Regions from separate parts of the Homo sapiens genome. Here region 2 is linked to region 1. A link is a loop called in an ENCODE intact Hi-C map of the cell type or tissue named here. Cell type or tissue: heart right ventricle. All regions are shown on one strand. Links, peaks and the distances in the headings refer to the core of each region. The heading gives the core; the rest is flanking DNA.

Region 1 (12,686 bases), core at 6,589-9,088:
ATCTCTGCTTCCTTTGATTTACAGTTTTCAGAAAGCAACAGTGTCATTGAACTACAGGGTCACAGAGCCGCCTCCCGGTGGAACGCTGATTAGATGGCCTTCCCTGACGTACATTCAGTAAATGAGTGGATGACAGCCAACTCCTCATCACCCAGCCACAGCGGACCTGGTGATCCTGGTGAACGTGTTCACAGGAAGTAGAGCCAATCACTGCATGGCTGGTGTGGGTCTGCGGCACACAGAGCACTTGGCTGATTTTATTTCAGACATCCTCTCAACTGATACCCTCTTGCCAAAGGAAGAAAGCATTACTGCAGATAACACAAAATGGTAATTAATCAGCCCAAGGCTTTCCTTAAATCCCTTCTCTCTACTTCCTGAGAGGCATTTTCTGGAATTTCCATCTGCATCACACAGGACAACTGCTACATTAGTTACTGGGTTGGCCACAGAATGACGAAGAGCAGTTCTCACTTCTCTTGGAATTATGGAGTAGACTCCACAAGGGAGGAGTTCACAGGGCACTTCACTGTACTGGCCATGTTTTATAGCTTGAGCTGGGTGATGAGAACATGAGCGTCATGTTATTCCCTAGCCCTTTTCTTACATATCTTAAATATAGCATAGCATATTCTTTCTAAGAAAAGTAGACTCAAATATGAGGGCTTTGGGAGCTAATTCAGTTCTCATAAATTATTTATGTCCGTATGCCCTTTTTTGCTCCAGACAAGAATTATTTCATGCAATTAAAATTTTCTCCACTCATAGAAGTATTTCTTGCTATAATTTAAATGATAAAGATATACATAAAAAAGAAATAGTAAGAGGAAAGCACTATTTTTTTTTTTTGGCAGGGGCTGGGGGGGTGTGATCCCTGTTCCAGCTTCACGCCCCTCATCAAAGATAGCCAATCTCTCTGGCTGAGTGTATCTTCTTCCAGAACATTTTCTACTCCTATAGGTACATATATTTCCACATTGCACTTCCGAATGTAATGTGAGTTTTTACTCATGCATCTTGTTCATCTTTTCTGGGCATTGATCACTTAAGGTGGGCAAGAAGCAAGGACTAACGTCCTGGGCTAGAAGGGACAGGAATGTTTGGAAGGAAAACTTCCATGATTAGAGAGACAACTATGATCTTAATGGAAAAATTTTGGTGGGAATCGCGACGTGTTAAACTTGCCCTAGAATCATGTGCCCAGAGACTTGTGCAAGACATTCCAAGTGTGGGAACAGAAGGGTGACAGTCACCAGCTGGGGTCCTTGGGACCTTTTTGTTAGTTATGCCTGGAGAACCAGCAGGTCTCTTGGCTCGAGGGCTGAGTGCTGAGACAAGGAGCTAAATGGGCCAGCACAAACAGGTCAAAACTGAGCAATGGAGCTGGTTTTATGATTTAAGCTGACTCCAAAGAGGCTGCACATGTGGTTCGTTTATAACTGAGATGAAGTAGATTTTTCTAAGGGCCATTCATCTCAGAGCGTCAGGAGTTGGGTGTTTCCCGGCTGAGCAGAAGCAGGGTCACATGTGAGGAACAGAGCTGTGGTCCTATGGTCCTGACCTAAAGAGGGGTCCCTTTTTATCCCTTGGGTAGTCATGGAAGATATAAGTATCAAATCTTGGCAAGCCTGCCACTTTATGGCTGCTTTGAGACAAAAGCTCTTTTTCTACAACTCCTTGGGAATGAGAATCTCCAGCAGAAAGTGGGACTCATCATCTGCCCCAGTGCATGCTTGGACACTTGCTGTGTGCGGGCACAGGGCACTGAGAGTCAGGCTGCCCCTTGTCAGGCTGTGAGCATCTCCCATCACTTGGTGCTTCCTTACTCTTCCTCCACACCTTTCTTTTCCTTCTTTGTGTGTCTCACATGAAATCCTTTTGTGCAGATTTTTTTTCTCTTACAATCTTTTAAAATTGAGGATAATAATTCACATGCCATAAAATTCACCATTTTAAAGTATATAATTTGGCCAGGTGTGGTGGCTCACACCTGTAATCCTAGCACTTTGGGAGGCTGAGGCGAGTGGATCACCTGAGGTCAGGAGTTCGAGACCAGCCTGACCAACATAGTGAAAGCCCTTCTCTACTTAAAATACAAAATGAGCCGGGCATGGTGGTGTGCACCTGTAATCCCAGCTACTCGGGAGGCTGAGGCAGGAGAATCACTAGAACCCAGGAGGTGGAGGATGCACTACACTCCAGCCTGGGCAACAAGAGTGAAACTCCATCTCAAAAAAAAAAAAAGTCTATCTTTCAGAGATCTTAGCGTAAACTCATTCCTTCAGCAGAGCCTGCTTTTCTTTTCGGTGCTGCATACTGTTCTCTGCCATGGCTCTTTTGGGGTGCAGTGTTCTTCCTGCATTTGTTTCCCTCTGACAAAGATGAACTAGAACAAAGCAGGAGCTCTGCTTTCCCTCCAGCTGCCTCCGTCCCCATCTGCAGTTGGCAAGGATGCCCCTGCCTGCAGTCCTACCATTGATTGGCATCTGACTGCCCACTGGCTCTCCATATGCTAAGAGCACACTCCAACCTGTCTCATGATATTTGAGGGAGGGAAGGCACTAATAATTCACATAGACTCCATTGATTTTTGCCATCTTCTCGGTTCCTCTTACTCCCTCTTTTTCCCTAGAGACGCTGTTAGGAAACTAGCTAACAGTCCTTGAAGCCAAACTGAGTTTCTGAATTTATTGCATTCCTAAAATAGTGGGAAAAAAAATCAAGAATTGGGCCTCAAGAAAATCACATACTAGCAAATTATGTTCCTGTCTGATTGTGTTGTAGAAAAAACCGGGTTCTTGTCACACAACCAGGAAAATTTAGACTCAGGCACCTTGTAGTGTGAGTAGGGCAGGGTTTATTGGGTGAAAAGGAAAAAAAGAAAGAGGAACTCTCAGCAAAGTGAGAGTCCTGCTGGCAGGCCCCCACCTTACAGATTGAATCCCAGGCCACCACACAGGACCCCAAGAGGCCAGGCTCCTCCCCCACTGTAAACAGGGTGAACTTTCCCTGGCTCCATCCTCTTCCCCCAGCACGCAGGTGGGCATTACATAGAGAGCATCAGTCGGGAAAGGGCGGGCTTCATCCAGGACCAGCAGTTCGGTTTTTCAGCCTTCAGGCTGTTTTAGGCTTGAAGGTGGAGTTTTGCTGGAGACGTTGACTATCTCCTGTCTCTATCAATAGTGAAGCAGTCTGGCAAATCCACACCTTCAGGGATATGACGTGTGCTGAGAAAAGCTATTCTTTGATGTTAAGAAAATAATGGGATGGCCCAAACAAGTGAGTATCTTTCTCTATGAGAATAGAGAGTTCAGGAGACATAGCCAGGCAATATCTGGTATTTGTCTGATTTCACTGCACAAAATGATCATCCAATGGCCAGAAATAACTATGGGTGCATACAACTTTATGAGAATACAATAAAGAGAATTCCAAACTCACAAAATATTAAGAATTAAGGAGTATTCATTTTCCAAAAACAATGATGCATTTTTGTGCTGCTGAAATTTTGTTGTACTGGATGTGGCTGACAGCAAATGGGTCAGAGACTGCAGAGATTTCCCTGCTGATAATTTTTACACTCGAATATGGATACCTCAGAATGTAGAGTAGGATGAACCCTCAGAAACTCAGGACCATATGGTTGTGTGATTACCCACGATTATGGGCAGGTCAGAGTGGATTTTTGTATTTTAAATTGATGTTGCTGGAAACTTCCTCCATAAAGGCTAATGAAAATCATATCTCCTGGAATTCTAGTAAAGTTGAGAGGTGAAGAAAGATGGCAAATTAGCTTGACTAGTTCAGACAGCTGCTTCTCTACCCACAGAACCCTGAAAAACCACCAGGCAGGAGACTTCTGCTCACACAGCCTCATAAATGATGGCATGTTGTGAATCGCCTTCCCCCGGCAACTTAGGAAAAGCAGAGAGGGCAGGTCCCATCCTAAGCTCATTCAGCAGGTCTTGAGTTGGATAGAAGCCTCTGAAGTTTCCAGAAGCTCCCCAATGATTCTGAACCTCGAATACAATACACCAATATTTCAGAACCTCGAATACAATGAAAACAGTTTACATTTGAAATCAAGTAGGCATGAGTTCAGCTTTAGAGTCCTGCACTGGGTGACCTTGAGCAAGTTGCTTCTCTCTGAGCTTCAGTTTTCTCTACATTACCTGTCTTGCAGGGCTATTGTGAGGATTCAGTTAATGGATGCATTAAGTGTTGTTCTCAGCACTTGCCACCTCGTGGTTGATTAATAAACATAGCTCCCGTATTAGTCTGCTTGGACTAACTACTGTGACAAAGTACCACGAGTAGGTGCCTCAAACAACCACAATTTATTTTCTCATGGCTCTGGAGGCTGGGAGTTGAGGATCAAGATGTTGGCAGGGTTGGTTTCTCCTGACACCTCTCTCCTTGGTTTGCAGATGGCCACCTTCTTGCTGTGCCTCATGGGCTTTTTCTCTCTGTCCACATCCCGTGTCTCTTCCTCTTCTTATAAGGGCACCAGTCTTATTGGATTAGGGCCCCATCCTATGACCTCATTTAACCTTAATCATCTCCTTAAAGGCCCTGTCTCCAAATACAGTCACATGGGGGTTAGAGCTTCAGCCTATGAATTGTGGGGGCCACAGCTTAGTCCATAACATTTTCCTTCACCCTATCCTTTTTCCTATTCTCCTTCCCATTCCCATTAGCATCTGCAGTAGTTTATGAATGAAGTATCTTTAATTCAAAGGAATTCTTTTATAATAATTATTTGATAAGAGCTCTGATTGAAGGTAAGAGTGAGGAGGGGGTAGGGGTATTTTGCTCAAGGCACGGGCTTTGTGGAAAGCCAGACCCCCAAGCCCTCCAAGAGACTCAACTCTTACCTAAAGGATTTGATTACTCTTGCTAGTTCAATTTCTTTTGAACTAAAAGAAAATAGAGATGGAGAAGGCACAGAATTCTCCTCTGTCTGAATTCTGAGTCCTTGCATTTCCAGATTTTGAAGGTTGGTTTGTTTTACTCTCTTATGATACATCAGAGCAGAGTAAAAGAAAAGTCCTTTCACATTTCCTAAGTGGAAAGCATAACTTTGTGGCATATTATTTCTTGACAGAGTGGTTACTGAGCACCTATTTTTAGAGGCTGTAATATTCTGTTTCAGACATGTGAGTCTCTATCCCAGGCATACTGTCTCTCCCTTCCCTGTCCCCAAATGTCTCCTTCGTGGTTGCATGCAAAGTTCCATAAAGGCTGGCAGCCTCAGAATAGAATTTGTGATGTGAATTGTGTTCATTCTGATGTTACATGGCAGCACCTTACTGTCTCAGAATCCATCCTTTATATAACTGGCAATGCACTGAAGTGATTCAGTCTATGAATCACAACCACTGCATTGTTCTCTTATTCATATTAGAATGAATTAAGTTTTCTGGCTGACTATGAATTTTACTGCTTTTCTAATTTCTCACCTTCCTTGGCTGTTTGTTTTTTCCCATGAAACTGAAGCACCCTTCCAGAAATATATGCATTTATCATATATATATATATTCATATTTCTCTGCTTGATTTAAAATGTGCCACTATGATTACTCTGAATTGTAAATGACAAATTGAAAGGAGAAGGCTGGGAAAAGTTACTTATTTATAGTAATGTAATGCGTATTTTTCTGTGATAACTTAGGCAGAGATTAAGGCCTAAGGTATGGCATTAATTAAGGCCTAATCTCTGCCTAAGTTAGGAGCACTTCAGATGCATTATCATCCAGACAGTTCCAATCACTCTAGTGGCCTACAGCAGTTGAAATAACCTTACTCTTTGCTCCTCTCATTTCTTGTTTGCCCCATACTTGGGGAAGGGGTTATATGGTTAAATCCTAGAATGTCAGAGCCCGAAGAGCTCTTAGCATCTCTGAATCCAATCTCCCCTCTTTCCCTCAACTTTTAATTAAACCAAAGTCAAACCACATCATTTTCCAGCACCCCCTACCCTGCTGTGAAGCAGGTTGCAATCTACTGCTCTTGGGTTCAGTCGTATGACTTGCTTTGGACAATGGAATGTTAACAGATATAGTGTGAGGAGAATCTTGGAAAATGCTTATGTAATTGGGCTGCTCTCCGGTACTTCCGCTAGTGCAAGGAGAATGTGTCCGGGCTAGCCCATTGATTTCAGGGGGGATAAATGAGACATATGAGCAGTATTGTCAGCAAAGCTTCCTTAGCCCAAGACTAAGGCAGAGCTCCCCAGCTGACCTGCAGATAATTGAGTGAACCAAGCCAAGATCAGCAGAGCCACCTAGCTTAGCCCAGCCCAACCTCGATCCACCAAATTCCAGACAACTCACAGATACGTAAGTTATAAAAATAAATGGTCACCATTTACAAGTCATTAACTTTGGGGAGGCTCATGATGCAGTATTTTTGTGGCAATGGCAAATACATTAAGTTGTGTCACTTGTTTTCTCTTGTCATCTGCCAGATCTCTCTGTTTGAAAAGTTCTTTTCACATTTTGTAATTTATAAGTAATATGTAGGATGATACTTCTAGACTGTGTATATTCATTCACATTTTATTCAATTATTTCAGCAGCTATTCATGATCCTTATCTGAATTATTACATTGAGAATTGCAAACTGCTGATTTTTCTATTATTCCTTCTGTATTAATCAGCTAAGTGTGCTTTTGTAAAGAGCATTTCCTTGCCCACTTTTTATTGTAGTACAAGTAAAAGCTCATGGGTTCTCTTTTATTCAATAAGCTGTAATCCGTTACTATAATCCATTGTTATTAATCCATTATTATTCTTTTTGATGCTCAAATTGTGTCAAGTTTGGCCAGTGGGAGCTCCTTCAAGTCAGCTTTTGGGTCCTTTCCACATGTTCCCTTTAGTCTTTAAGCACTTTCTGCCTTTTGGCAATGTGAGATACCCTCTGTTGCGGGATTTAATTTGCTAGTCTTTTGTTCAGGACTTTTGTATTGGTGTTCATGAGAGAAGCTGATCTGTAGTTTTCTTGTAATGTCCTTGTCATGTTTTTGTATCAAAGAATTGGCCTCACAAAATGAATTGGGTAGTGGTTCCTTCCTCCTCTATTTTCATAGAAGAACTTGTGTAGAATTGGTATTATCTCCTCCTTACATATTTGGTAGAATTCATCAGGGAAGTCACCTAGGACTGGGGTGGCTTTTGTAGAAGGGCCTTGTCCTTCAAATGCTTTCTCTTTGTAGTCTTCATTTGATATTAAGGATTCAGCCGCTGCTCCGTTTTTGCTTATATTTGCACAGTAAATTTTGTCTGTCATTTTCCTTTTAACCTTTCCCAGTCGCTTGGTCTAATAATGTCCATTTTGGGCAGTATATGGTTGAATTTTACTTTTTGCAGGTTATAACTTCTTGTGTTCTCTGGGACTTTGGCTTCTCTGTCATTGCCTGAGTTCTGTCTTGAAGTCTCATCTATGTTCTTCCCAGCCTTGTTAGTTCTTCTAAATATGCATTCCCAGTTGGTGGTCTTTTCCTCTCTGTCCCTGACAGCCTCAAATTACCATTAGCTCCACCTGCACATGGCCCCACTGTTACTAGCTTATTCAAAATTAATCTCAGAGCCCATAATAGGGCCCAGCCCACAGGTAGGTGTTAATAAAGATTTATTTAATGAATGGTGATAACTATGGCATTAATTATGATCAAGTTTATTGGTTAAAAAAAATAGAAAACCCAAATATCAGTGGCTTAAAAGGATGACTTATTCCTTCCTTATATGAGTCTTTAGGCCTCTAGGCATTTTGTCCAGAGGTTGGTTCTATAAATCCTCAGAGACATAGGCTCCTTCTAAATTATTATTCTGCCATCCCTAGAGTATACATACTTCTCATCCTCATAGTCTAAGATGGCCCACATCTGAGGCCACAGGATGGAAGAAAGAATGAAGAACCAGCAGAGGTCATGTTCCAGGAGTCTGTTAGGGAAGGTTCCTGGAATCTGTCACATACACAGCACTTCGACTTAGGTATCATTAGCCAGAATTTAGTCACATGGCCACACTTTCTACGAGAGAAGCTGGAATGTGTTGTCTTAGTCTGGATAGCAATGTGCCCAGCTTAAATTGTATTACTAGAGAAGAGGGGGAAATGATTTCCTGGGGAATCCTTAGCAACTGGAGAAGACTAAAGACCTGAAGAGGTGTAGCATATTTGTGAAAACAACATGAAGTGTGATGGTGCGGGATCATAGCATGAACGAGACAACATGGTAGATTCACTAAAAGGATAGGGAGGGGCTAGACTTAGACAATAAGGCTTAGACTTTGGATATTATCCTGTGGACCTTTTTTATTAGTCAAGGTCTTGAGGGAAATAAATGGCACTCTTGAAAGGGGTGAAATGTGTTTAACGAAGGGACTATTTGAAGAGTGGGCAGGATTGAGAAAAATGAACAAGGGATGTGAAGTGCTCCAGGGCCAGCAAAAGCAGGAACTGCCAGGACTGCCAGGGCACATGGACAAGCGGTTACTGGAACCCAACAGGTGTGGTTGTAGGAAATGGGTCTCAGATAAGAGCTGTGCCTTTGGGAAAGGAACATTGTTACTGCAACATATACCCTGAAAGCAGAAATGGTGACATAACTTGCAGGGCCCAGTGCAAAATGAAAACGAAGGCCCCTTGCTCAAAAATTAGTCCGAGTTCCAAGATGGCAACAGTAGGCGGTTAAACCAAGTGTGGAGCCTTTCTGAGCGTGGGGCCCTGTGCAACTGTACAGGCTGAGTGACCATGAAGCTGGCTTGCCTGCCAGGGAAGATGCTGGAGGAAAAACACCCTAAACGACTCTGTCTTCCAGCCCTCTGACTCTTGCCAATGGCTCCCTTTGCCCATACCCAAGTAGTAGTCAAAATCGAGGAGCCTGATTGAAGCCCTCCATGATGGTCAGGTGCCGGAGGGGAGTGAACAGTGCATCTGGAGGAGCTGGGGAGATCTAGCTCCACTATGGAGGGCCATTAGAAATTTTTAAGCAGAATGGCATGTCCAATTTATTTTTAGAAAGAGCTTTTTGGCAGCAGTGTGGAGGATGGACTGCAGAGCCTGGAGGCAGAAAGACCAATTAGGAGGCTATTATGATAATTCTATAGTTTTTTTTTTAAAAAAATCACAACTCACAGAAAGAAATTCATTTTATATTTATGTCAGTAACCAGTGACAGATACATACATATCAAGGGAACACAAAGTCTATGAAACAACATAAATCCTTACTCAATGTAACAATACTTAACCTTATTAGAAGCAAAGTGCTCTGGTTTTGTTTTTTAAAAAATGCTGGTTCCAAATCACAAAATTGATTCTATGAATCAGAGCTTTTGATTTACAAAATATTGGTCTAAGTAGTGCACTAAGCAGAATAATGCCCTTCCTACAAGATGTTCACGACCTAATTCTTGGAACCTGGAAATATTTGAACACTACATGGTTGACTTTTATATACATAGCAAGACCTAATAAGTGAAAATGTTACTTCATTTGGCAAAGGGATTTGGCAGATTTGATGATGTTAAGGACCTTGCCATGGAGGTTACCCTAGATTATCCAGGCAGGGCCAATGTAATCTCGAAGGTTCTTACAGGTGACAGAGGGAGCCAGGAGAGTCAGAGCCAGAGAAGATGTAATGAAGCAAGCAGGGTCCCAGTGACACAGCAGGCAATGGATAACTTGGATGAAGCAGAAGGGGATCGGGAGCCGAGGAAGGTCGGCAACCTCTAGACGGCAGAAAATGTAAGGGAACGGATTCTCCTCTGGAGGCCCCCAAAGGAATTCAGCCCTGCTGACACCTTGGTTTTAGCCCAGTGAGATCCACAAGACTTCTGACCTCCAGAACGGTGAGATGGTAAACAGGTGTTTCTTTAAGCACTCAAGTTTGCAGTGATATGTTACGGTAGCAATATGAAACTAATACGTGGAAGGAGATGAAGACAGCCGGGAGAAGGCAGTGTCAGTGGTGGGAGGGATGGAGAAGAAGGGGCCTAATATTCCAGCAGGACTTTTTCCTTTTTTTTCTCTTAAGATCAAGGACCACAGCCCCAAGACAAACCATGGTGTTTCTTCCCTTCAAGTTTTAGATTCTAGGGAAGTTAAAATGAGTATCAAAGACTTAGAGGGGGACAAAAGTCTGTTTTAAAACTGTCTTAGTGACATGAATGTATGGACTAAGGGCAATTAGCTGAATGTGCAGTACCTGTGAGCTAATCTGGAAAACAGAAGGAGCCACCTACGTGTTTTTTTTTTTTTTACTTAATTTTAGCTGCTTGAGGAAATGAACTGAATCAGCAAAGCTCTCACAGACAGTTCTATGTAGAACCCACAAAGCAAAGCAAACATTATTGATTTTTCCAGAAGTGAAAGAAGAAACTGCTACCATGTAGAAGGAGTCATCGGACCCACAGTGAAACTAGGAGATGAGTGATTAGTAAAAGGGGCAGATGAGCAAATGAGTTAGCACAAAACTGGTTGTATCTATTGTTGAACGCAGGACAAGCAAATCAACAATTGAATCTGGTAATGATGTGCTTCTAGTAAGGTTATTCATATTTATAAGTGTAATGATCAATTCATAAGTATAATTGTTCTGAAAGCACAAATCATCTGAAAAACAAAACAAAACCAGAAAATATAATTTAAAATAAGAAATCATTTACAATAGCAAGAGAAAATATAAAGTACTTAAGGAAAAAAATCCAAAGATGTCCAAGACCTTTACCTGGAAAATTATAAAACTTTATAGAGGCCACACTCAATGGCTCACATCTGTAATCCCAGTACTTTGGGAGGCTGAGGTAGGAGGATTGCTTGAGGCCAGGAGTTTCAGACCAGCCTGGGCAACACGGCAAGACCCTGTTTCTACAGAAAAAATTTTTAAAAGTTAGCCAGGCTTGTGGCACACACCTGTAGTCCCAGCTACTCTGAAGATGGAGGTGAGAGGATCACTTGAGGCCAGGAAGTACAAACTGCAGTGAGCCATGTTTGTGTCACTGCCTTCCAGTTGGTGACAGAGAGAACTCTTGTCTCTAAAATTAAAATAAAGGCAACTTTATAGAAAGACATAGCAAGACCTAATAAATGAAAAATAAGTTCATGTTTGTGGATGGGATGACTACTGCAAAGATGCCAATCTCCCTCCAAATTATTCTATATGTTCAGTGCAGTAGAATTCAGTGAGTGTGAGTGTTGAGTGTGTGTGCACTTTAACAAGATGACCCCACACTCCATGCCAACCAGCAAAGGCAAAAAATTTACGGCAAATATTGGAAGCACTGACCTTTCAGATGTCTCCCTTTTTCTAAGGCTCCGTCAGTAGGACTATGGCATAGAGGCAGGAAAAGGTACACAGACTCACAGGACAGAGAGCAATGGACCCTGCACCTGAGTAACCTTGATCTATGACAGAAGTGACGTTATAGCTCAGAAGCAAAGAGTGGACTATTCAGTAAGTAGCAATGGGACAACTGACTGTCCATATGAAAAAGCATAAAAATAGACCTAAATGTGAAAAACAAAACTTTAAAACTTTTAGAAGAAGACTATAGGAGGATATTGTTATAACATCAAGGAAGGGAATAAAGTCCAAAGCATATACACAAAACAAAAAGGAAAACATAGATCCATTCGATTATACTGAAATTTAAAGCTGAAGTATAACAAAAAACACTGTAAACACCACAAGAAGGCCAACCAAGCCTGGGAGAAAAATTGTAAATACAGATAACTAATCATGGAGTACTGCCCAGAATATATTAATAACCCTACATATCAATTCCAGCCAACCAACCCAAGAGATAGGTGGGCAATGGGTGTATACTGGCAATTCACAGAAGAGGAAAACTAATAGATGGTAAATATACAATGACATGCTCAACTTCACTAGTAATTGAACAAACAAAAGCATATAAGAGATGTTATCCCACTGTCATCAGTGTTTCCACTTTGTATCCCACTCTCGTGTATCTCATGTGTATGAGAGTGTATCCCACTCTCATGCAAAAATGTTTAAATGTGACAGTATCAAGTGTTGGAGAGAATGTGGGAAACAGAAACTTTCTTGCTATCCTAGTAGGAATGTAAATCAGTACAAACATTTTGGCAAACAATATGATGGTATCTAGAGAAGTTGAAGAGGTGCATATTCTATAACCCAGCAACTCTGCTCCTAGAAATGTTCCCTACAGAAACTCAAGCATGTGTACAAGGAGACTCATACCAGCCTCATTTCAGCATTGTCTATACTGGAAACAACAAAATATCCATCATTAGGAGAATCAATAGTGACATATTCATCCAAAGAAGTACTCTAAGGTAGTCAAAAATGAATTAACTAGGGCCTTGTGCATGTTAAGTCTTTTTTTTTTTCTTTCTTTTTTTTTTTTTTTTTTGGAGACGGAGGCTCACTGCAACCTCTGCCTCCCAGGCTCAAGCAATTCTCCTGCCTCAGCCTCCCAAGTAGCTGGGATTACAGGTGCATGCCACCATGCCCAGCTAACTTTTGTATTTTCAGTAGAGAAGGGGTTTCACCATGTTGGTCAGGCTGGTCTCAAACTTCTGATCTCAAATGATCCACTGCCTCAGCCTCCCAAAGTGCTAGGATTACTGACGTGAGCCACTGTGTCCAGCCTCAACAATAAGTCTTAAAAAACATAGTGTCGAACAGAAAGTAAAACTGTA
Region 2 (12,686 bases), core at 3,797-6,296, 81 kb before region 1:
CGAAATCCCGTCTGCATTAAAAATACAAAAATTAACCAGGCATGGTGGCAGGGACCTGTAATCCCAGCTACTCGGCAGGCTGAGGCAGGAGAATCACTTGAACCCGGGAGGCGGAGGTTGCAGTGAGCCAAGATTGTGCCATTGCACTCCAGCCTGGGTGACAAGAGCGAAACTCCATCTCAAAAAATAAAAATAAAAAATAATATATCATTATTGACTCATCAATTGTAATGAATGCACCTCACTAATCAAGATGTTCATATAACAGGAGAAACTGGTGGGGGAGGGCTGTGATGAAGGGGGTATATGGAAACTTTATGTACCTTCTGCTCAATATTTTTGTAAACCTAAAACTGCTCTTAAAAATTCTATTAAATAAATGTATGTATATATGTATGTAAAGTACCTGACATAGTTCTATGTATAGAAAGTGCCAATCAAAAATAGGTATTATTAAGAAGATTAAGCAAATGGAGCCCTCCATTTTCTGGAGTGTTTTAAGGCAGTGTATGGGATAGGTTAAGCATGTGGGCTCTGGAGTTGGAGTACATGAGTTCAAATCCTGGCCTTGCAGTTTCTGAGCCACATATACTTAGGCAATTACTTTACCTTTCTCCAAGGTTCAGTTTGCTCCTTTGTAAGACAGAGCTATCAGTTCCTGTGATGTATAAATGACAATATTCACATAAAACATTTAGTGCCACGTCTGTCCCATAGCAAATGCCCAGTGAACACGGTTATCATGCATGACACTAGACTGATTTGTGGGGTGATATGAAATGCTAAATGCTTTCTTTTTCTTCCATAAAGGGATATTCTTTGGCCTTCACAATGAACAAGTCTTTGCAGGGAAGAGCGGTCTGTAGTTAGCCCTGCAAGGATTTAGTGGTAAAACTTCACCATCCTAGCTTTCTAGGGGTCCAGGTGGGGAGGTAAGGAACACAACTGTCACTGTGTTCTTCGGGGGTCCTTAATGTTGACCATTAAGCTCCCATCCATTCTCTTGGAGCCAGTACTACTTTCTCTTCTGGGAAATTCTGCTCTTGAATTTCCCTACTAGTTAGTGTGACTTCAAGAGGAACTTCCGTCTCAAAAAACCCCATCTCCACGGCATAGAAATTTTGTTGGGGGTAGAAAGCTCCTGGCTGACCATCCCCTGGCTGTAGGGAGGGCCCTCAGGATGGACAAAAGCCTTCCTTGCCGAGGACTTTTGGAACTGGAATAAGAAGTCTCTTTGATCCCCGTGGACAGTGCTGGGCAGACATCAGCCAGGTGCTGCCAGCATCTTCGGTTCCGGCCCCGGGGAATAAGCCAGTCTGAGAGAATAAAGTGGACACAGACAGAGAAATCAAAGAGGAGCCACAAAGTGAGAGTTAGTAGCCCTCGATCCCTGTTCCAGTGCTCACTAGCCACCACCCCGTTTTTTGCTGACACCACTTCATCTTGGGTTTCTGTCACTTATGTCCAAGAGTCTTGATTCACACAGCTTTCCCATGCTAGGAACATTCCACCCATGTCAGAGAGGAAGAATTAGAAGCACCTTGAGAAAAGAGTGCCTCTAAAGGATTGCAAAAAAGACAGAGAGCAACAACCGACAAACACTTGGATTTTTAAAAGTGTAGCTGTTGGGCTTAGAGGATTTGACTACGGTCATTTAGTACAGAATAAAATTTAATCCTGCCAAAATTTTGAGGAGACCTTCGAAACCAGCTGCATGCATGCCTGTGGGATGGCAGAAAGTGCTTTCTCTCCAGCATAAACAATGTACTCTCAAGAGAAGAGGACTTTCTCACAATATACATCTTTGTAAGAAAATACAGTGTATTAGGGCTCTCCAGAGGGAGAGAACTAATAGGATACATGTACATATGAAAGAGAGTTTATTAAGGAGAATTGACTCACATGATCACAAAGTGAAGGCCCACAATAGGTCATCTGCAAGCTGAGGAGGCAGGAACCCAGTAGTGGCTCAGTCCGAGTCCCAAAGCTTCAAAATTAGGAAAGCTGTGGCTGAAGCTCCAAGAGCCCCTGGCAAACCACTGGTGTAAGTCCAAGAGTCCAAAGGATGAAGAAGCTGGATTCTTATGTTCGAGGGCAGGAAGCATCCAGCACGGGAGAAAGATGAAGGCTGGAAGACTCAGCAAGGCAGCTTATCCCACCTTCTGCCTGCTTTTGTTCCAGGTGCACTAGTAGCCGATTGGATGGTACTCACCTAGATTGAGGGTGGGCCTTCCTCTCCCAGTCCACTGACTCAGGTGTTAATCTCCTCTGGCAACACCCTCACAGATACACCCAGAAACAATACTTTACCAGCTATCTAAGCATCCTTCAATCCAACCAAGTTGACACTTAATATTAACCATCACACACAGCTATAGGAAAATGATGAGAGATGCTCACAAAGGTTTAGATACATGTATGTCTATCATGGGGTCACTTATTGTAGCAAAAGAGGAAATTTCAGATACCCACAAGCAAAGGGTTGGTTAAATACATTAAGATGCTTTTGTTGCCAGAAAAAGGGGTCCCGATCCAACCCCAGGAGAGGGTTATTGGATCTCGCACAGGAGGGAATTCAAGACAAGTCACAGAGTGCAGTGAGAAGAGGTAGCTTATTGAAGGCTACTCAGCTGCAGGGTAGGGCATCCTCAGAAAGTGTCTTTGTTTTAAACTCTTCTTACACAGGGGTCTTATCTACGTAAAAGCTGAGTTATGTCTACCTGCAGATGGGCCGACAGTGAGACAAATTTTAGTAATTTGCTGATTTTTAAAAAGTTATCTTTGACATTTTTGTGTGTAAGTACATCAAAGCATGACTGTAATTATTTTAAAAGCATATTTTGTTATGTGATATTAGGACATCTGGGCATTTCGTTATCATAGGAGTTTGTCCTTGCGGGCATTATTAGGCTGCTTCTTTAGTTGTAAACATCTTATGACCATGGGTTGTGACTGGCAAGGAATGTGCCTTGCTAGTTTCGAGACAGAGTTGATTTTAACATGCTGTCACCCTACCTCTCCTATGCTCTTGTTTCCCTACCACCTTCACAAAATGGAATATAAATATTAAACAGCCATTAAATATCATGTTTTCAAATAGTATTTAAAATGGTGGAAGGGACTCAGACTATAGTATGAGAATGGGGTATAATATTTTGTCTGTAATATACTTCCAATTTTTATATATACATACTCATATGTACATGTCCACAAATATAAGCCTATATTATATTCATGCATATATGTAGTATACATAAACAGGGCAGAAACATATACAAATGTTGTCCCTACAGGAAGTTTTAATTCTTTTGTATACTTACCTCAATTTTCTACATTGAAAATTTACAATAAACTCAATAGATGTTATTAAAAATTAGAATTTTACCAAAAAACAAAATTTCATCTTCAGCCTCATTGTCCCAAACAAATCTATACAAGCCAAGGAACATCCAAGCCTCCCTTCTCAACTCCTGCTGTCCCTTGTTGTTTGTTAGGAAAGGGCTCAGGCCTGGCATCCAACTGTTGACAAGATTTTCAGGCCATTGGCACTAGGTAAGAAGGTAACCAGGGTAACAAGCTCTGAAAAGGTAATAAGAGCCTATCCTCCCCATAAGTAGTTGAAAATAAAAATACTGTTGACCCTTGAACAATGTAGGATTGAACTGGGCAGGTCCACTCATACATGGATTTTTTTAAATATAAAAGTTACACCAAGGGTGCCTGCCTCTCCCGCCTCCCTTTCCACCTCCTGCATTTCTTCAGCCTCTGCCAGCCCTGAGGGAGCAAGACCAACCCCTCCTCTTCTTCCTCCTCCTCAGCCTACTCAATGTGAAAATGAGGATGATGACCTTGATGATAATCCACTTTCACTTAATGACTAGTAAATATATTTTCTGTTCCTTAGGATTTTCTTAATGATATTTTCTGTCCTTTAGCTTACCCTATCGTAAGAATACAATCTATAATACAGGTAACACACAAAATATACGTTAACCAACTGTTTATGTCATCAGTAAGGCTTCTGATCAACAGTAGGCTATTAGTAGTTAAGTTTTGAGGGATTATACATGAATTTTCCATGTGTGAGGAGTTGGCACCCCTAAGCCCCACATTGTTCCAGGGTTAACTATATTAAAATAAGTGTGAGGCAGTCCAACAAATTATTTTTTCCCCAAGCTGCCTTGATTCCCTTCAGTGCTTTTTTCCTTTCGTATCACATTTTCCAACAAATGTCTTCAGGTTTCCCCTGTTTAGCTGGAGATTTAGGCACAGGCAGCTTGCCAGGTGAGCATTCGAGCCCTGATGGTGACCTCTAACCTGGGCCTTGGTCATCATTATCACCAAGAGGATGCTTCCTCACTCACCTTTCCTTAGTTTCTTTAGTGTTTAGAAGTTTTTTGTGTGCCATGAAACAAGTGCTTAACTAATTTCCCATACCTTTGCTACATTTTTTAGCATATGAATGTTATAGCCATTGACACTTAAATTTATAAAGCACATGAGAACATTCTGGAACATATGGTATGTTATGGGCTGCACTGCATCCTCCTCAAAATTATATCTTGAAATCCGAATCCCCAATGTCTCTGAATGTAATTGTATTTGGGGATGGGACCTCTAAAGAGACAAACAAGCTAAAATGAGGTCATTAGGGTGGGCCTTAATCCAATCTGACTAGTGTCCTTAGAAGAAGAAGAGATTAGGACCTGCAGAGACCAGGGAGGCTTACGCACAGACCATGTGAGGACACAATGAGAAGACGGCTGTCTGCAAGTCAAGGAGACAGGCCTCAGAACAAACCAAACCTGTAGGCATATTGATCTTAGACTTCTCTTCTCCAGAACTATGACATAGTAAGTGTCTGTTGTTTAAGCCTTCCAGTCTGTGGTATTTTGTTATAGAAACCTGAACAGACTAATATAGTGGAAATCATATTTAAACAGAAGATTGACTGTCAGAGCTGAAAGAGACAGGACTAACAATGGCCCAAGCAAACCTCTGGTTTTTCAGCTACACGGGGCGCCCCATGCAGCCCTCAAGGTCACAGGACCCAGCAGAGGCAGAACCAGGCCCTCTTACTGACAGTGCCAGGCTCCTTTCACGACTTAAGGCTGAAGCTTCCATTTGTTTATTTATCAATTTGTTGCTTTTAAGGTGTTTCCTGCAATTGCTGTCCTCCCTCTTGGCTCCTGTGCCCAATGCAGAAAATAGGAAAGCCTTCGAGAGTCTCCACGTCATCCTCGTCCCTGTCATTTGCAGTTCAGTAGATGTGCTGCCAACACAAGCAATCCACTTGCTCTGACTGATAGGAGCACAATGCTATCAGCTCCCAAAGGCTGGGACGTCCCACTGTGAGCAGAGTGGCAGAGAGGAAAAAAAGCAGAGCTTTTGGCATTGGACAGGCATGGGTGTGAATCTGAACTCCCTCATCAACCAGCTATGTGACCTTGGTCAAGTTAGTGAACCTCTTAAAGTCTCCATAAAGGAGGACAACAGTGTTTAGCCTTGACCGATCACTGTGAGGATGAGATGAGATGAGTGCGTAAAAGGAAACGTCAAATCACTAGCTCCCTCCTCCCCTCTCTTCTTTCTTCTATCCTCTGACTCTTCCTTTCTCTCCCCTTCTTGTGAAAAGAAAGGAAATCAAAGAAAGTGTAGCAAGGCCTGTACTAAGATTTCTGACTCTCTTCCATGGCCATTTCCACTAAAACACATGTGTCTCTCTCAACCAGGGAACACCTGCCTGTAAACCGTAGGGCTCTCGGTGGCACTGGAGGTGGCTCACCTGATCAATGTGTTTTGTGGGGTTTAGCTAATGTCTGCAGGGATTTGATTTGACAGAAGCCATCCCCTTCTTTGGATTTCTAGAAGGGTGTGCCACATGAGTGATGTTCCATCCTGGGCCAAGCCTAACCACAGTAGTTCTTTCATCTGAAAATCCTCATCACAGATAAGGCTTTCTTGCTGCATTAAGAGAGAAAAAGGCATAAGAGATTTCAGCTCACTTGAACACTTCAGAAGCTTTGACTCTATGAAGCATAAATATAACCCGTATATATTATATATGAAGACATTTTGGACTTCTAAACAGTTTGCCCATTCCTTAGACGTCCCATTCCTGCCTTGAAATACCCTAATCTCACAGCCTTGGAATTAGGTCTCTTCCGTTTGCATTTGACACAGAACATTCCTACAAGAGTGGGCTATCAGGGGTGCGTGGACAATACAGTGGCTGAGAACACACATAGTAGAGACAGAGTGACTTTCAGCAGGTCACTGAACTCTCTAGGCCTCAGTTTCCTCATCAGAAAAATGGGACATCTAACGAGCTTCCGCAAAAATTGAGATAAAGCCTGAAAGCTCCTTAAGAAGTGCCTGGCATATAATAATAATAACTTCATAAAAGCTACCTATCATTATTGTTGTTACCATAAATAATTTTCACCTGATGCATGCTCTGCTGATATAAGAAAACAACAGCAGAACACCTTTATCGGTGCCTAGCCATTTTATTGTTTGACTAGTAGAGTTTAGTGTGGAAAAAAGCCACAGGAGCAGTGGTATTTATAAATGGCTTCTTATTGTGAACTGATGGCCCACCCCCAAGATGATAAACTGATAGGACTCTGCCATGAAGACTATCTTGTAAAGGTTTGCTGTGATTCACAGCATGGGAAGCTATTGCTCATGCTAAGGGTATCACCAAAAGGAGAGTTTCCCAACCTCACTACTAGGAAAATTTGGGACAGATAATTTTTTGTTGTTGTTGCTCTGAGACTTGTAGGATAGTTAGCAGGATCCCTGGCCTCTACCCAGCAGATACCACAACCAAAAATGTCTTCAGACATTGCCAATGTCCCCTGGAAGGCAAAATCAGCCTCCACTGAGAGCCACTTGCCCAGAGGACTATCTGGTTGTCTTGCAGTAGATATCGGATACTGTCTCTTGGATGAATAGAGACTACCTGATCCCAACCAGCAGGGCTGAGAGTCAGTTGGTGAGCACAATTTCAACTGAACCATTGCTTATAGCTCAGCACCTGTTTTGATTGGTTGATGCCTGTGCCATATTGGCTGTTAAATATGCTTGATATAAATCCTGCATTCTGGTGAGCCTTTGGTTGAGGTCTCTTTAAGGAAGTAAAGATTAAAGCAGATCTTAGTTGTTCATGTAGCAAAGACATAGTTCACTCAAAGAGCAGCATGGTGGCTAAAGGTAGTCAAATGGTTGTTACTGTACCTGAACAGCATCCAACAATGCCTCTATATGGTCTTTTCAAACATTGTTAACTTCTCTTCCATCTTTCCCAATCATACTACAGAATGAGATTTCAGATGGCTTGACCCTAATGATGACCACAAGCCTCAGACTCTTGAACTCAAGCAATTTTCCCACCTCTGCCTCCTGAGGAGCTGGAACTACAGACATGTGCCACTACACCCAGCTCAGTGCAGGTTTTAAGAGATGCTTTCCCTCCAAATGCTTCTGTAAATAGAAATACAGCACTTCTGACACTGTGTCCTTATGCTGAGGAGTGGTGCATACATACCGTGTTTCTCTACAGGATGGTTCCAGACTTTGGGTCCCAGAGCACTCACGGTGGGGATGGTGACCTGTTATTAAGTGAAAGACATCCAGAAGTGTAGCCACTGGTGTTTGATCTATGCCCAGAAGAGCACTCCAATAGGACAACAATGAAGAAACAAAACAAACAAAAAAACCCAAGTGACTGGAGTACCAACGAATTCAGGACCAAGGGAAAGGTTGCAGATAAATTAGGTTGGCTGATCTCTCTAAAATTAGCCCACTTGCCAAATAGAGTCAGCCAACTGCAACAAGCAACATCACAATTATTGCAATGTTGTTAAAACCATGAGAATAATAGGTCATACCTAGCAGTCTTTTTCAAAAGATCAGTTTTAATCAAGGTATACTTTTTGATCAGAGCATTGGGTCATGTTTCTAGAAATGAGCCAGGAATTCAGTGCAGCTTATCATCCAGATCCTTGGCAAACTGCATGTGCATATGAGTCTCTGAAAACAATACTCTGAAAGTACAGTCAAGACAGTGGGGAAATGGGCTTGCTGACATCTCCAATTTGCAGAGCACCTTGTCCTCCCATAGTCCAGGCTATGATTCCTCAGTGATTCCTCTGGGTCTGTCCACATGCTATTTCTCACCTGGATCTTTCTTTCCTCCCACTAACCTTACCCAACACCCTATTCATTTACTACCTATAGGGCTGTGAATATGTTCTTTAACTTCTCTGTGCCTCATTTTTATTTTCTCTAAAAGGGACAAAATACTGGTTTTTATTTCAGAGGTTGTGGTGAAGATTAAGTGAGTTAATATATGTGAAGTGCTTTGCACAGTGCCTGGCACATAGCGAGGGTTCAATAAACATTAGCTATTGATATAAGAATTCAGCCAGGCATGCTGGAAAGTGCGCCTGTAGTGCCAGCTACTCCAGAGGCTGAGGCAAGAGGATCACTTGAGCCCAGGAGTTTGAGGCTGCAGTGAAATATGATTGTGACACTGTACTCCAGCCTGGGCAACAAGTGAGATTCTGTTTCTAAAGGGAAAAAAAAGAATGATTACTCAATCTTCACATCAGCTTCCTCTAATAAGTCTCTCCTGATGCCCTACAGCAGGATATTTGCCCTGTTATGTGTTCCCATAGCTCATGGTATAAAGTATGCATAACATCTTTAGGGGATGTCCCTAAAATCTTTAAGAACACACCTCCTAGATTCTTAGTGCAGCCTTGGGTTCACCTGTAAACCAGACAGCTGCAAATAAAACCTTTAATCTCTGGGCATAATATTGATCCAGTGGTGGGCATGGACCAACTGAATAATTGAAGGATTGCTATGGAGACTGGGAGAGAGAGGATTTCTTTTTTAAGAGATCTCAGGATCTCATTATACTTAGGATAATGAATTTCTGGAGTTGCCAGGGGCTATCTTTGCCAGCAAGAAAGGCTGCCTGAGAATAAAGCAGATGTAGAAGAAAGCAGAGGTCAGAGAGACATAAAGATGGGGGAAGAGGGAGACAGGATTACACCACTGGTGTGCTGGATCCAGCCAAACCTGAAGACATCTGTACCCAGGGCTATTATGCAGTCAGTAATAGCTTCTTTTTATTTAAGCTAGCTTGAATTTGAATTCTCTCACTTGTCACTAAGAGTTGATTAATACAGTCAACTACATTAATCAAATACATTAATACTGTCTCATTCATAACACATATCACATTTCATCATTAATTGCTTGTCTATCTTTCCCATCTAGGCTATAAATTCCATAAAGGCAGTGTCCTATCTTCCCACCATTGTGTGCCATGCAGAATGTCAGCCTGGAGCAGGCACTCAGACATTGCATGGATGTGTGAATGCTGAATGGCCTGATGAAAATGACAGGTTCTACATGAAACAGTGATGTAAGGATAAAGCCACACTGTCTTCTCCCCAACTCCTCCCTAACTGGATACAGATCAGAAATCTCATTATCCCCAAAAGACAGACAGCTTCCATTTCATTAACTCCTATTCCCCTCATTTCTTTTTTCTTTTTTTTTTTGGAGATGGAGTCTCACTTTGTCACCGAGGCTGGAGTACAGTGGCACGATCTTGGCTCACTGCAACCTCTGCCTCCAGGGTTCAAGCGATTCTCCTGCCTCAGCCTCCTTAGTAGTTGGGATTATAGGTGCTAACCACCACGCCTGGCTAATTTTTGTATTTTTAGTAGAGATGGGGTTTCACCATGTTGGTCAGGCTGGTCTCGAACTCCTGACCTTGTGATCCGCCCACATTGGCCTCCCAAAGTGCTAGGATTACAGGCATGAGCCACTGCGCCTGGCCCCATTCCCCTCATTTCTGGATGCCCTGGGATCATTGCAGGCTGTTGGAAATCAGGGTCCCCTATCCCCTGCTATAAGGCTCCATTCCAGAGAAGGGAGACACGAATACTTGAAGGAAGCACTCCTGGACACGTGGGATTCACCGGTCGTCGTCACTTTTTAAAATAATTTTCAGACAAATATTTATATACATATTAAAAATTTCCCTAGAACAATTAGAGATATTAGGTGTAAGACTGAGGAAGGGGTGATTTGTTCTGCCTTCTTCCTCTGAGATATGTGTTTCCACAGATCACAGCTGCTCACCGTTTCAAATGGTCAAAAACAGAAACAAATAATCCTTCCTCTATGTTAGTCAGGAGTCGCTCAATTGTAAGTCATCCATAAGATTAAACAAGGTGTAAAAGAATTTCAGAAATTTTGAAATTTCATCATTATGTAACTGAAATGTTTAGGATTTGAGCCACGTGTATATATGGCTGGAGCCGGGTCCTCAAAAACTGTCTCATTCTCTCCATCTCAAAGTTTCCCTGGTGACTTTATGATTTTCTGACAGATCTCTCCATTGGTAGGAAGAATGGTCTTTACAGATTGCATCATCGATGGAGACCCCTTGCAGCCATCATTTCAGCCCCGCGAAAGGCCTCCGATTGGCTCTGCTAGGGTCCTATGCCCAAGTCTGTGCATCTCTCACGATTCCGGTAAGAATGGTATTCTCTTGTTGGTTAGCCTGGGTCACATACCTATCTCTGTGGACTATGAGGGCTGTCGGTGCTGGGGGAGATTGGCAGCTCCATAAGCATCCAGGGATAGAGGAAGAATCAACTTCCGAAGGAAGGAAATGTGAGCAGACAAGGAATTATCAGGTATCCACTATGTATGCCACACCCTCACTCATTCAAACATCTCCCGACACACTCCCCGAGGGCCCAAGAGGATCTGTACCACATCCACAGTTCAACCCCAGTCATCTCTCCAGCTATGTCTGCCCTACGCTCTGGTGTTACTCCAGGTAGGGAAAGTAAGCTTCATGTCCAGTGTGGCCAGTTGTGTCGCACAGCCACACAACACCACGCATCAGTGCTGCCTGTGCTCTCACCGCCTGGATAGACTTGTCATGCTTCACTCTCTCTCATTTTCTTAGTCTCCTCTCCCCATGAGTCCTGGGAACTAGGCTGAAGGACACAATATGAGCAACCGGGCTATCACCAGGAACGCCCTTCCCCCTTGGTGCTAGCCTTGAACCAGACTGTGGACTTAGACTTTTTCCCCTAAGGTGGAGTTTCTTCTCAAGGGTTCCAGTTTCTGCATCAGGTAGACTATCCCTATGTTCTGCAGCGGTTCTCACTAGATCAGGCTCGATCATTCAGCATGGCACAGAGCTGGGATCATTGCTGTGCCTGTTTTAAGAGACTATTTTATTCTTTTTTTTCTTTTTTCTCTTTTTTTTTTTTTTTTGAGACGGAGTCTCGCCCTGTCACCCCAGGCTGGAGCACAGTGGCACCGTCTCAGCTCACTGCAACCTCCACCCCCCGGGGTTCAAGTGATTCTCCTACTCAGCCTGCTGAGTAGCTGGGATTACAGGCACGTGCAACCACGCCTGGCTAATTTTTGTATTTTCAGTAGAGATGGGGTTTCATCATGTTGGCCAGTCTGGTCTCAAACTCCTGACCCTAAGTGATCTGCATGCCTCATCCTCCCAAAGTGCTGGGATTACAGACATGCCCAGCTGAGGTTATTTTACACTTAACTAGACTTTCTGCTTTAGTTTTGATCAGAGAGAGTTATTTGTTAACTGTCCTGAACAGTGTATCATCTCATCATCGACCATCCATCAGGTTGGCTGAGTAAAATTTTAATCGGCTATCGTAAGGACCAAAAATACAAATTTCTCCCCCTGGTTGGTACGTTCTTTCTTTGAAGGTTTTGATTTGCTTATTTCTGTTCTCATGTGAGAACCCTTGAGGTTTTTAAAGATCTGTACATAAAGCATTGATGTAATAGTCAATGTAACTGCTGATTTGCTGATTGATTCTGAGTAGAATTTTAAAACTTGAAGAAGAAAGAACTTAATTGACTCTATAGTAGCCTAGGTGTGCTTGCAGTGGTTCCTGACCTTCTGTTCATACCAAAAATCTCTTTCCATTCATGAGACACATTGTCAATTAAAAGGAACAATATATGCCAATAGATGTTGGCAGATACCATGGGCAACATTCCAACATCTTCTTGGGCTCATTCATCCATATGAACGTGCAGACTCATGTTATGGCTGGGCTCTCATTCTCTCACTTAACATGTATCCTTATCTCCTGCCTTCTAGTATATGTCAACTCTACCCCTAATCTGCACATCTGTCCTCCCAGTACACATCTTTCTGTCCCACTCATTTCCAGCATTGATTTCTATCTGCCTGTCACAGTAATCACTCAGGGAACAACTCAGGAGCAACCTGCACCAACAGAGACACATGTTTCCTCACAATGAGCCAGCCTTTATCAGACTGACATTAGCATTCCAAGCAACATAAAGGAATGAAACAGGTAATTTAGAAACCTTGTTTATCTCTTGCAGTTATGACATTGTTGTTTTTCTGGTGCTAGAATTTATGCATAGACAAAGAACCGAGGCCTAACGCAAACATTTGTCAGATTAAACCAATGACAATTGAGTGGAGAGAACTGGAAGACTTTAATTCTGACAGTACATCTGTTCTACCTTTTTGTTTTGCTGCAGCCAAATATATTGCAATATGGAAATTGCTAATTTTGCCCATTATCTTGTATGTAATACACATTTGATCATAAGGATTAATAAACTGGTTCTCA

What was found. Hi-C counts contacts between places; a loop is a spot of excess contacts. Peaks named below come from ENCODE experiments on the same cell type or tissue, not always from the same donor. Only the 100,000 strongest peaks of a DNase experiment are listed, where the experiment ranks them.
Region 2: a loop joins it to region 1, with 3 times the contacts of the local background. A loop is called at or near these places in 4 of 110 quality-filtered maps.

What each region holds. Positions count from the first base shown.
Region 1 is chr13:29,679,392-29,692,077 of GRCh38, forward strand. No RefSeq gene overlaps it. Among named protein-coding and RNA genes, the nearest start is that of SLC7A1, 90 kb to the left of the region's middle. In heart right ventricle, for the core only: no CTCF peak of the experiment used is centred there; no DNase peak of the experiment used is centred there.
Region 2 is chr13:29,601,005-29,613,690 of GRCh38, forward strand. No RefSeq gene overlaps it. Among named protein-coding and RNA genes, the nearest start is that of SLC7A1, 12 kb to the left of the region's middle. In heart right ventricle, for the core only: no CTCF peak of the experiment used is centred there; a DNase peak (open chromatin) is centred at 5,321; H3K27ac peaks cover 1,325 bases.